2 separate regions of the Homo sapiens genome follow, and region 1 is linked to region 2. A link is an interaction called in ENCODE POLR2A ChIA-PET data of the cell type or tissue named here. Cell type or tissue: PC-3. All regions are shown on one strand. Links, peaks and the distances in the headings refer to the core of each region. The heading gives the core; the rest is flanking DNA.

Region 1 (4,525 bases), core at 221-4,220, 230 kb before region 2:
ATACTCATGCTGTAGTTATAGATAAAGAACGAGGGCTGACCTTTGACAATCACAATCAAAAAAAACAAAACAAAAGAAGTGAAGGCTGAGCGAAGTAACTCACCCAGCAAGATGCAATTCGTATAGGGTAGAGTCCCCTGTCTCCCGATAATGCTTTGCCCCACACCTGAAAGTCTTGATCTGGTTCCCATTACCCCTCAGACTTTGGGTCCCCAGTAGAACCTTTGCACTTGCAGTTCTCCTTCCTAATGGGCTCAGGGAAACTCACATGACTGCCTGGAGGCTGTTTCTGCACCTGTAGATGGGAATGGGCAAGTCTCTCCCGACTCACTTGTCTCATAGTGTTGTTGAAAGGCTCAGGTGTGATCATTACAGTGAAATAAGGAAAGGCAGGGAAGAATCTCCATCGTTCTCCAAATACGAAGAATGAAATGCAATTTTTTTTTTTTTCTTTTTGAGACGAAGTCTCACTCTTGTCACCCAGGCTGGAGTGCAGTGGTGCCATCTCGGCTCACTGCAACCTCTGCCTCCCAGGTTCAAGCGATTCTCCTGCCTCAACCTCCCGAGTAGCTGAGATTACAGGCACCTGCCACCATGCCCAGCTAATTTGTGTATTTTTAGTAGAGATGGAGTTTCACCATGTTGGCCAGGATGGTCTCGATTTCTTGACCTCGTGATCTGCCCACCTCGGCCTCTCAAAGTGCTGGGATTACAGGCGTGAGCCACAGCGCCCGGCCACAAATAAGTTTATACCCTTGTAGTCATGGCCTTTCTTTTATCTTTCTGGTAATGAATAAAAATGAAGCATATAAGTGACAGAGAAACCAGCTACTTGATCAATAGTGGCATTGTTTCACAATTGTCTGTATTGGATTTTGCCAACCCACTAGAGAGTTACCAAAGCACATTTCTGACATAACTATGATTGATTTTTTTTTAATTTTTGACTAAATATGTTACTTTGACTAAATTGGTTACTTCATTGCATAATGGTGACCATTTACACTTTTCAGATAGGTACAAAAAATCTGTGTATTCTAGCTGGCCATGAAAGAGTAGCAAGCCTGTTATTTTTAAGAAAAAAGCTCGAGTAGTTACTGTATTTGTATCATTTTGGAAATCTCTCATTTTTCTAATCAGCAAAATGGGGATAATGTAAATAACAATAACCCTGACCTCACAGGGTTCTTGGGATTAAATGAGATATGGTGCATACAACGTGCTTAGCATGGCGCCTGGAGTATGGTCAGAACTTAACAAACACAAGTTATAAATGAGGTCCCGAAATACAAGAAATTCACTTCCTCAGAAACCTTCCTTGAGCCTGGCTACATCTATAGCTACATTTTCTACATGTTAAATGCCTCCCTCAGAAGTGTCACTGTTGGAGTTGCCAGGGCACCAATTTATTACTTTGAAAATAGATAAATAAAAGAATCAAGACAAAAGAAAAAGGTGCTACCAAAGAAGACATTCTGTCTTACACTGGATCACACGAGATGTGGATATTTGGCCCGGAACTGCTCACATGGGTCAGCAAGCCTGAGAATGACCGTGGAGAGAAATGGCTGGGGCTGCAGGACTCAGCCAAGCCTGGCACGCGTGTCTTCCGGGCACCGGAGCAGGACGTTGTCTGAAAACATGAAGAATGAAATGGAAGTAATGTAATACCTGGGGTCGGGGCTGGGGGAAGCTTTCTAAGTACAGGCAGGGTCTTTCTATGTTGCCCAGGGTGGTCTTGAACTCCTGGCCCCAAGCGATCCTCCCACCTCGGCTTCCCAAAGTGTGGGGATTGCGAGTGTGGGCCACTGTGCCTGGCCTAATTACTGATTTTAAATATTAATCTTTCTAAAAGTCAAACTCCAGAACTGTGCATGTAGAACTATTCAATTTCTGTATATAACTATAGAAATATATATTAGACGGGCCGGGCGTGGTGGCTCATGCCTGTAATCCCAGCACTTTGGGAGGCCGAGGCGGGCAGATCACGAGGTCAGGAGATCGAGACCATCCTGGCTAACACACGGTGAAACCCCGTCTCTACTAAAAATACAAAAAATTAGCCAGGCGTGGTGGCGGGTGCCTGTAGTCCCAGCTACTCGGGAGGCTGAGGCAGGAGAATCGCTTGAACCCGGGAGGTGGAGCTTGCAGTGAGCCGAGATCGCGCCACTGCACTCCAGCCTGGGTGACAGAGTGAGACTCCATCTCAAAGAAAAAAAAAAAAAAATATATATATATATATATATGTATATATTTATATATGTATATACACACACACACACATTAGATAAGCACATTGTTTATATAGGAATCAAAAATTACCTGTGAGTAATTTTTATTTATGTAATTTAATAATTACATAAAAATTATTTGCAGAGGTTACCTCTGGAAGCAGTATTAGAAGTGGAGGACTTTTTTCTTCTATGTTGAAAATATTTTAAGTAAATTTTTAAAAACGAATAGAAATTTAATCAGGAACAGGCTTTCTACCATTAAAAAACTTTATAGTCTTCTTTACAAAAGAAGAGAAATAATTGTACTTGTTCAGTCATTCAAGGCCACTGAAATAATTGGCATAGCTTGAGCTCTGTAGTACTGTCACAATATGCAAACACAGTGTGGTAATTTTTATAGTAATTGAACATGACTTACGTCTTAGAAAGTCATAAGTTAGGAATTTATTCTGTTCGTTCTTTTGAAGTGAAAAGTAAAGAAAGCAAAACATTTTTTGGCCGGGCGCGTTGTCTCACGCCTGTAATCCCAGCACTTTGGGAAGCCGAGGCGGGTGGATCACCTGAGGTCAGGAGTTTGAGACCAGCCTGGCCAACATGGCAAAACCCCATCTCTACTAAAAATTCAAAAATTACCTGGCCATGGTGGTGGGTGCCTGTAATCCCAGCTACTCGGGAGGCTGAAGCAGGAGAATCACTTGAGGCCAGGAGGCAGAGGTTGCAGTGAGCAGAGATTGTGCTACTACACTTCAGCCTGGGCGACAGAGCGAGACTCTGTCTCAAAAAAAAAAACAATGACTTTGACCTGAATGTCCCAAGGGTCTGCTTTGTGTAGTCTGCCCCTCTACAAGCAGGGACCAGGTCTTGGTCACCTGGTGTCCTTGTAGTAAGCTCTTAGCAGGGACTGGGTCCTGGTCACCTGGGTGTCCTGGTAGTAAGCTCTTAGCAGGGACTGGGTCCTGGTCACCTGGGTGTCCTTGTAGTAAGCTCTTAGCAAAGGTTGCTGAGTCGAATGAACTTCACCGTTTCGGTCCTTTGGTACAGTAACAGGCACTCAAGAGAGTCCACGCTGTAGGGTTGATCAGCCACCATGAGAGAGAAGTATACTCTAAGAGCACACACCATCAACCCCAGAGCATCCCTGCCGACCAGGAATGTAGTTACAGCGGTGCAGGTTCCCAGCTACCCCAAAGAAATCCCAGGAGAGTCCATCTCTACTAAGTCAAGCAAATAGAAATTGCAACTGTAGCAGCACAATCTATTTTCATTATATAGTGTGTGTCTCTCTCTCCCCTCATCTCTCTCTCTCTCTCCTTTCCCCTCGGTCACTTGACATTGATACTGGGCCATTTATCCTCGTGCATCATCTTAGAGTTACATTTGTATAATTATCAACATGGCCATTTGATATAAACAATTCCGTCCCTCACATCCAAAGAAAAGGGAAGAGACAGAAAGAAAAGGCCTAATTTCTGAGCAATTTTTGTTGTTTGTTTCCCATTTTGTAATTGTCCTCCATCTTTACTCATCTGTTTTTTTAAATATTAATTATTTTTTTGAGACAGGGTCTGGCTCTGTTGCTCAGGCTGGAGTACAGTGGTGCACATGGCTTACTGTAGCCTCGACCTCCTGGGCTCAAGAGATCCTCCCACCTCAGCCCCCTAAGTAACTGGGACCACAATTGTGCACCACCACACCTGGCTAATTTTTGTTTGTTTTTTGTAGAGATGGGGCTTTGCCATATTGCCCAGGCTGGTCTTGAACTCCTGGGCTCAATCCATCCTCCTACCTGAGCCTCTCAAAGTGTCAGGATTACAGGCGTGAACCACCATGCCTGACCAAAAATACTTTCTGAGGGTCTAATATTGCCAGGCACCGTGTTAACAATTCAGAAAATACTCCTGCTTAATAAATAAAGACTTGAATTTTTTTAGTTACTTCATTGAAAAGAAAATCTTTTTATTTAAATTGTATCGTCAGCCAGGCGCAATTGCTCACCCCTATAATCCCAGCACTTTGGGAGGCCGAGGCAGACGAATCATTTGAGTCAGGAGTTCAAGACTAGTCTGGCCACCGTGGTGAAACCTTGTCTCTACCAAAAATACAAAAATTAGCCAGGCATGGCGGCGGGCACCTGTAATCCCAGCTATTTGGGAGGCTGAGACAGGAGAATTGCTTGAACCCACGAGGCGGAGGCTGCAGTGAGCTGAGATCACGCTGCTGCAGTCCAGCCTGGGCGACAGAGCCAGAGGCCATCTCAAAAATAAATAAATAAATAAATAAATAAATAAATA
Region 2 (4,234 bases), core at 235-4,234:
TGACATCAGTGACAGCTCATGGTTAGGTTTTTGTTTAGTTTTGTTTTGAGACGGAGTCTTGCTCTGTCACCCAAGCTGGAGTACAGTGGCGTGATCTTGGCTCACTGCAGTTTCCATCTCCCGGGTTCAAGCAATTGTCCTGCCTTAGCCTCTCAGGTATCTGGGATTACAGGCATGCACCACCACGCCTGGCTAATTTTTGTATTTTTAGTAGAGATGGGGTTTCACCATGCTGGCCAGGCTGGTCTCGAACTCCTGACCTCAGGTGATCCGCCTGCCTCGGCCTCCCAAAGTGCTGGGATTACAGGCTTGAGTCACCGTGCCCGGCTCGCTCATGATTAGGCTTTATGGTTGCTTCCAGAAATCAGAATTCTATATGACAGTTTGCTGTAGGATAGACAAAGGCATAATTTGGCATGTGACACTGACCTGTAGGATTTGGGACACCTTTGTTTCTACCACTGTCCACTTAAATAAGAAGAGAACTGACCCATTTTGGTCCCTGGGAGGACTGGCCCACAGTGGAATTTGGTCCTGCTGTAGATAAAATAGCAAGATCAACTGATGGGAGAAAATAATGAACAAGGGCCATTCCTACTGGAGGGTTTTTACTTTACAGTGGCAGACAAAGCTAGAGGTGAAATTTTTTTTCCCATTTTGATTCACTTGCTCTTTCTAAAACTGGAAATACTGGTAGTTCAGAACCAACCCTCCTCCTATAATGAAAACAGAATTCTGCTTCTTTGTAAACTTTCTTAAATGTTAGAAAGAAGGAACCGCATATAAATATTGTCTAAACTCTACAGCAGGGTCTGATATATGTAGATTTGGGGAGGGGGCTTGATTATGTCATTTGGTGGACTTCTATAAGAGCATACACAATGAGGCATGGACACAAACATTTATTTATAATGAAAATAAACACAACTAATTACCTTAGCCTTGGCGAGCAGTCCCTTTCTTCTGAGCTTTGGGATTTTCAGTTTATACAAACAGCTTATATAGAAATGCAACTGGGCTTCCTCTCCCTAACTAAAAAGTGCTGTCATGCTGTGCTGTTCCCAGCATTCACAGAGACTGCACAAGTGCCATTGGTTTGGGGCAAATCTGCTTCTACCGAAAAGATGAAAAAAAAAAAAAGAAAAAGAAAAGCTCCCTTTCCGCAACCCAAATTATCAATCGTTTTATAGTCTATGGCTTGTACGGTCTTCTCTTTGTTAAAAACCCAAACAAGAGCCTGGGTGCAGTGGCTCACACCTGTAATCCCAGCACTTTGGGGGGCCGAGGCGAGTGGATCACCTCAGGCCAGGAGGTCCAGACCAGCCTGGCCAACATGGTGAAACCCCGTCTCTACTAAAAATACAAAAAATTAGCTGGGCGTGGATGGCAGATGCCTGATATCCCAGCTACTCATGAGGCTGAGGCAGGAGAATCGCTTGAACCCGGAGGCGGAGGGTGCAGTGAGCTGAGATCACGCCACTGCACTCCAGCCTGGGCAACAAGAGCGAAACTCCATCTCAAAAAAAAAACAAAAACAAAACAGAAACCCAAACAGGAATGATTTTTAAAACATTGTATCTTGGGCTGAGACCAATTTTAGATTTAAAAGTTTTGCAGGCTGGGGGCGGTGGCTCACGCCTGTAATCACAGCCCTTGGGGAGGTCGAGGCTGGGGTCCAGGATTTTGAGATCAGCCAACGTGGCGAAACCCTGTCTCTATATTTTTTTTAACTTTTGGTAATTAGAACAACTTTGAAATTTAAACGTGAAATTCAATCTTAGTATCTGTTAGGCAGATGATTTTTTTTTCCCCGAACAGTTGAGGAAAATCAGTTACTCAAAAAGCAACACCTTATTTATTTTGATAATAGCATATTTGATTTTGAAATAAAGTGTCTGCAAAACTCATTGCCATATACAAGTAATCCAGTGATTATCTCAGGTCTTCATCCATTTGAATTAATCACTTACAATGCAGTTATTTGTTTTCTTTTTGAGATTTGCGTCTCTGCAGAGTACGTACAGCAAACATTTTAAAGCATGTGAAAACCAGCTTTTCTCCAACCTTCACAGGTCACATTTGTTTCTGTGAGCAAACAGACAATGGCAATCTTTTCCTTAGCTTTAGAAAGTTTTTTTTTTAAAGAGGCCCTTGCTCTGTCACCCAGGTCAGAGTGCAGTAGTGCAATCATGGTTCGACGTAGCCTCAAACTTCTGGGCACATGTGATCCTCCTGGCTCAGCCTTCCCAGTAGTTAAGACTAGAGGCATGTGCCACTGCGCCAGATAGTTCTTTAAAATGCTTTTGTAGAAACAGGTTCTTGCCATGTTGCCCAGGCTGGTCTCAAATTCTTGGCTTCAAGCTTCCTTCCACGTCAGCCTCCCAAAGTCTTGGGACTACAGAAGTGAGCCACCACAGCCAGCCTTAAGTAATTTCTGTTCACACCTCTTGTGTACCCAGAGTTGAGGATATTTACACCAGCAGCAATGGAGCAGGAAGCAGCTGGGTGCTCTGACCTTGGCATTTGCCACTCTGGGGCTAGCTGCTTTAAAACTGTCAGCCAGTGACCAGATGAACCAGGCCTTGTTACACTAATCAGATAACGGTATAGAGGCGGCTCCCGGTGTGTGCACGTGGACCGCCACTGTGACACCAGCTGTGATCACACCCCCCACCCCCGGGGAAAAATGAGAAACAAAAACCCTCAAAATGCTGTCACTTAAAGCAGAAGTCTTTGAGGGGATGTATTTCTTAACGTTTTACAGGATTCCACTTTTCTACATCTGAGTATTTTCCCCCAGATATAGTAACAAATACAACACTTTAGAGAATTTCATTTTTCTAATGGCGCTTAATGTCATCGTCTGCTTTTATTAAATTTGCCATTTGAACCCACCAGCTCCTGGTGTACAGTTCCTCTGGGAAACAGAAAGGCCGAAAGATTACCGCCAGATAATCCCAGCCCTCCCTAAAGATCTTGTTACCTTACAGAAAATCCATTCTGAGTTAAAAGTCGTTCTTCTTTGCTTTGAACATTTAATAACTTTATCTGTATAGTAGGCACCCTAAGACCTGCTCTGAGCCTCTTCAAAGATGACTCCCCCACCCCATACCTGTTTCCTCTGCAAGAGGCTGCTTTCTCTGCCCAGAAGGAATATTTTTATGATTTGATTCCTTTTCTATTTCAGTTTTCAAATTGTGACATCATTGGTATCTTGTTAGAAGTGCCTGTCACCCACATTACAGCCCTCCACTCCTCCTTTCCTTTTCTCTACACCAGTTGTTAACATCTGGCATTTGACATCTGTCTCTCACCCACACTTTGGCTAAAATATAAGAATCAAGCCCAGGTGCGGTGACTTACAACGGTAATCCCAGCACTTTGGGAGGCCGAGGAGGGCGGATCACTTGAGCCCAGGAGTTCGAGACCAATCTGGGAAGCATAGTGAGACCCTTGTCTCTACGAACGTTTAAAAAAATTAGCTGGACGTGGTGGTGCACGCCTGTATTCCTAGTTGCTTGGGAGGCTAAGGTGGGAGGATCGCTTGACTTGAGCCCAGGAGTTTGAGGCTGCAGTGAGCCATGATTGCACCACTGTACCAGCCTGGGCAACAGATTGAGACCCTGTCTCAAAAAATAAAATAAAATATAAGAATCATGAGGACGGCCGGGCACGGTGGCTCACGCCTGTAATCCCCACACTTTGGGAGGCCGAGGTGGGCGGATCACGAGGTCAGGAGATCCAGACCATCCAGGCTAACACGGTGAAACTCCGTCTCTACTAAAAATACAAAAAAATTAGCCGGGCGTGGTGGCGGGCGCCTGTAGTCCCAGCCACTTGGGAGGCTGAAGCAGGAGAATCGCTTGAATCCGGGAGCTGGAGGTTGTAGTAAGCCGAGATCGTGCCACTGCACTCCAGCCTAGGCTACAAGAGGGAGACTCTGTCTCCAAAAAAAAAAAAAAAAAAGAATCATGAGGGCAGAGTTTTCTTGGGATGGGGATTCGGAGGGTGGTCCATGGCAGGAGATGGGGTGAGGGGGGCTGTTTAGTTCAGTGCTGAATCCTCTGAGCCTGGACCAGTAGCTGGAACAGAGGTAGCGCTCAGCAAATATATGAATAAATGAAGACACAGTTTTCAGTTGGAGTTCACAGTATTACATTTATAATCATCTAGGTGAGGAGGAGCTGTTGGCTTTAACTCTGTATCAATTCATTTCCTGCTTAAAGACTGCGGC

Evidence for each region. Peaks named below come from ENCODE experiments on the same cell type or tissue, not always from the same donor. Only the 100,000 strongest peaks of a DNase experiment are listed, where the experiment ranks them.
Region 1: POLR2A ChIA-PET joins it to region 2 with 5 read pairs; 7 of 35 experiments call an interaction of 5 or more read pairs at or near these places.

Annotation. Positions count from the first base shown.
Region 1 is chr6:151,082,759-151,087,283 of GRCh38, forward strand. The region is part of intron 26 of MTHFD1L (methylenetetrahydrofolate dehydrogenase (NADP+ dependent) 1 like); the gene reads left to right. Among named protein-coding and RNA genes, the nearest start is that of MIR12131, 18 kb to the right of the region's middle. In PC-3, for the core only: no CTCF peak of the experiment used is centred there; a DNase peak (open chromatin) is centred at 2,633; H3K27ac peaks cover 3,592 bases.
Region 2 is chr6:151,308,846-151,313,079 of GRCh38, forward strand. All of the region lies in intron 3 of AKAP12 (A-kinase anchoring protein 12), which reads left to right. Among named protein-coding and RNA genes, the nearest start is that of AKAP12, 71 kb to the left of the region's middle. RefSeq lists an enhancer at 3,942-4,234. In PC-3, for the core only: no CTCF peak of the experiment used is centred there; no DNase peak of the experiment used is centred there.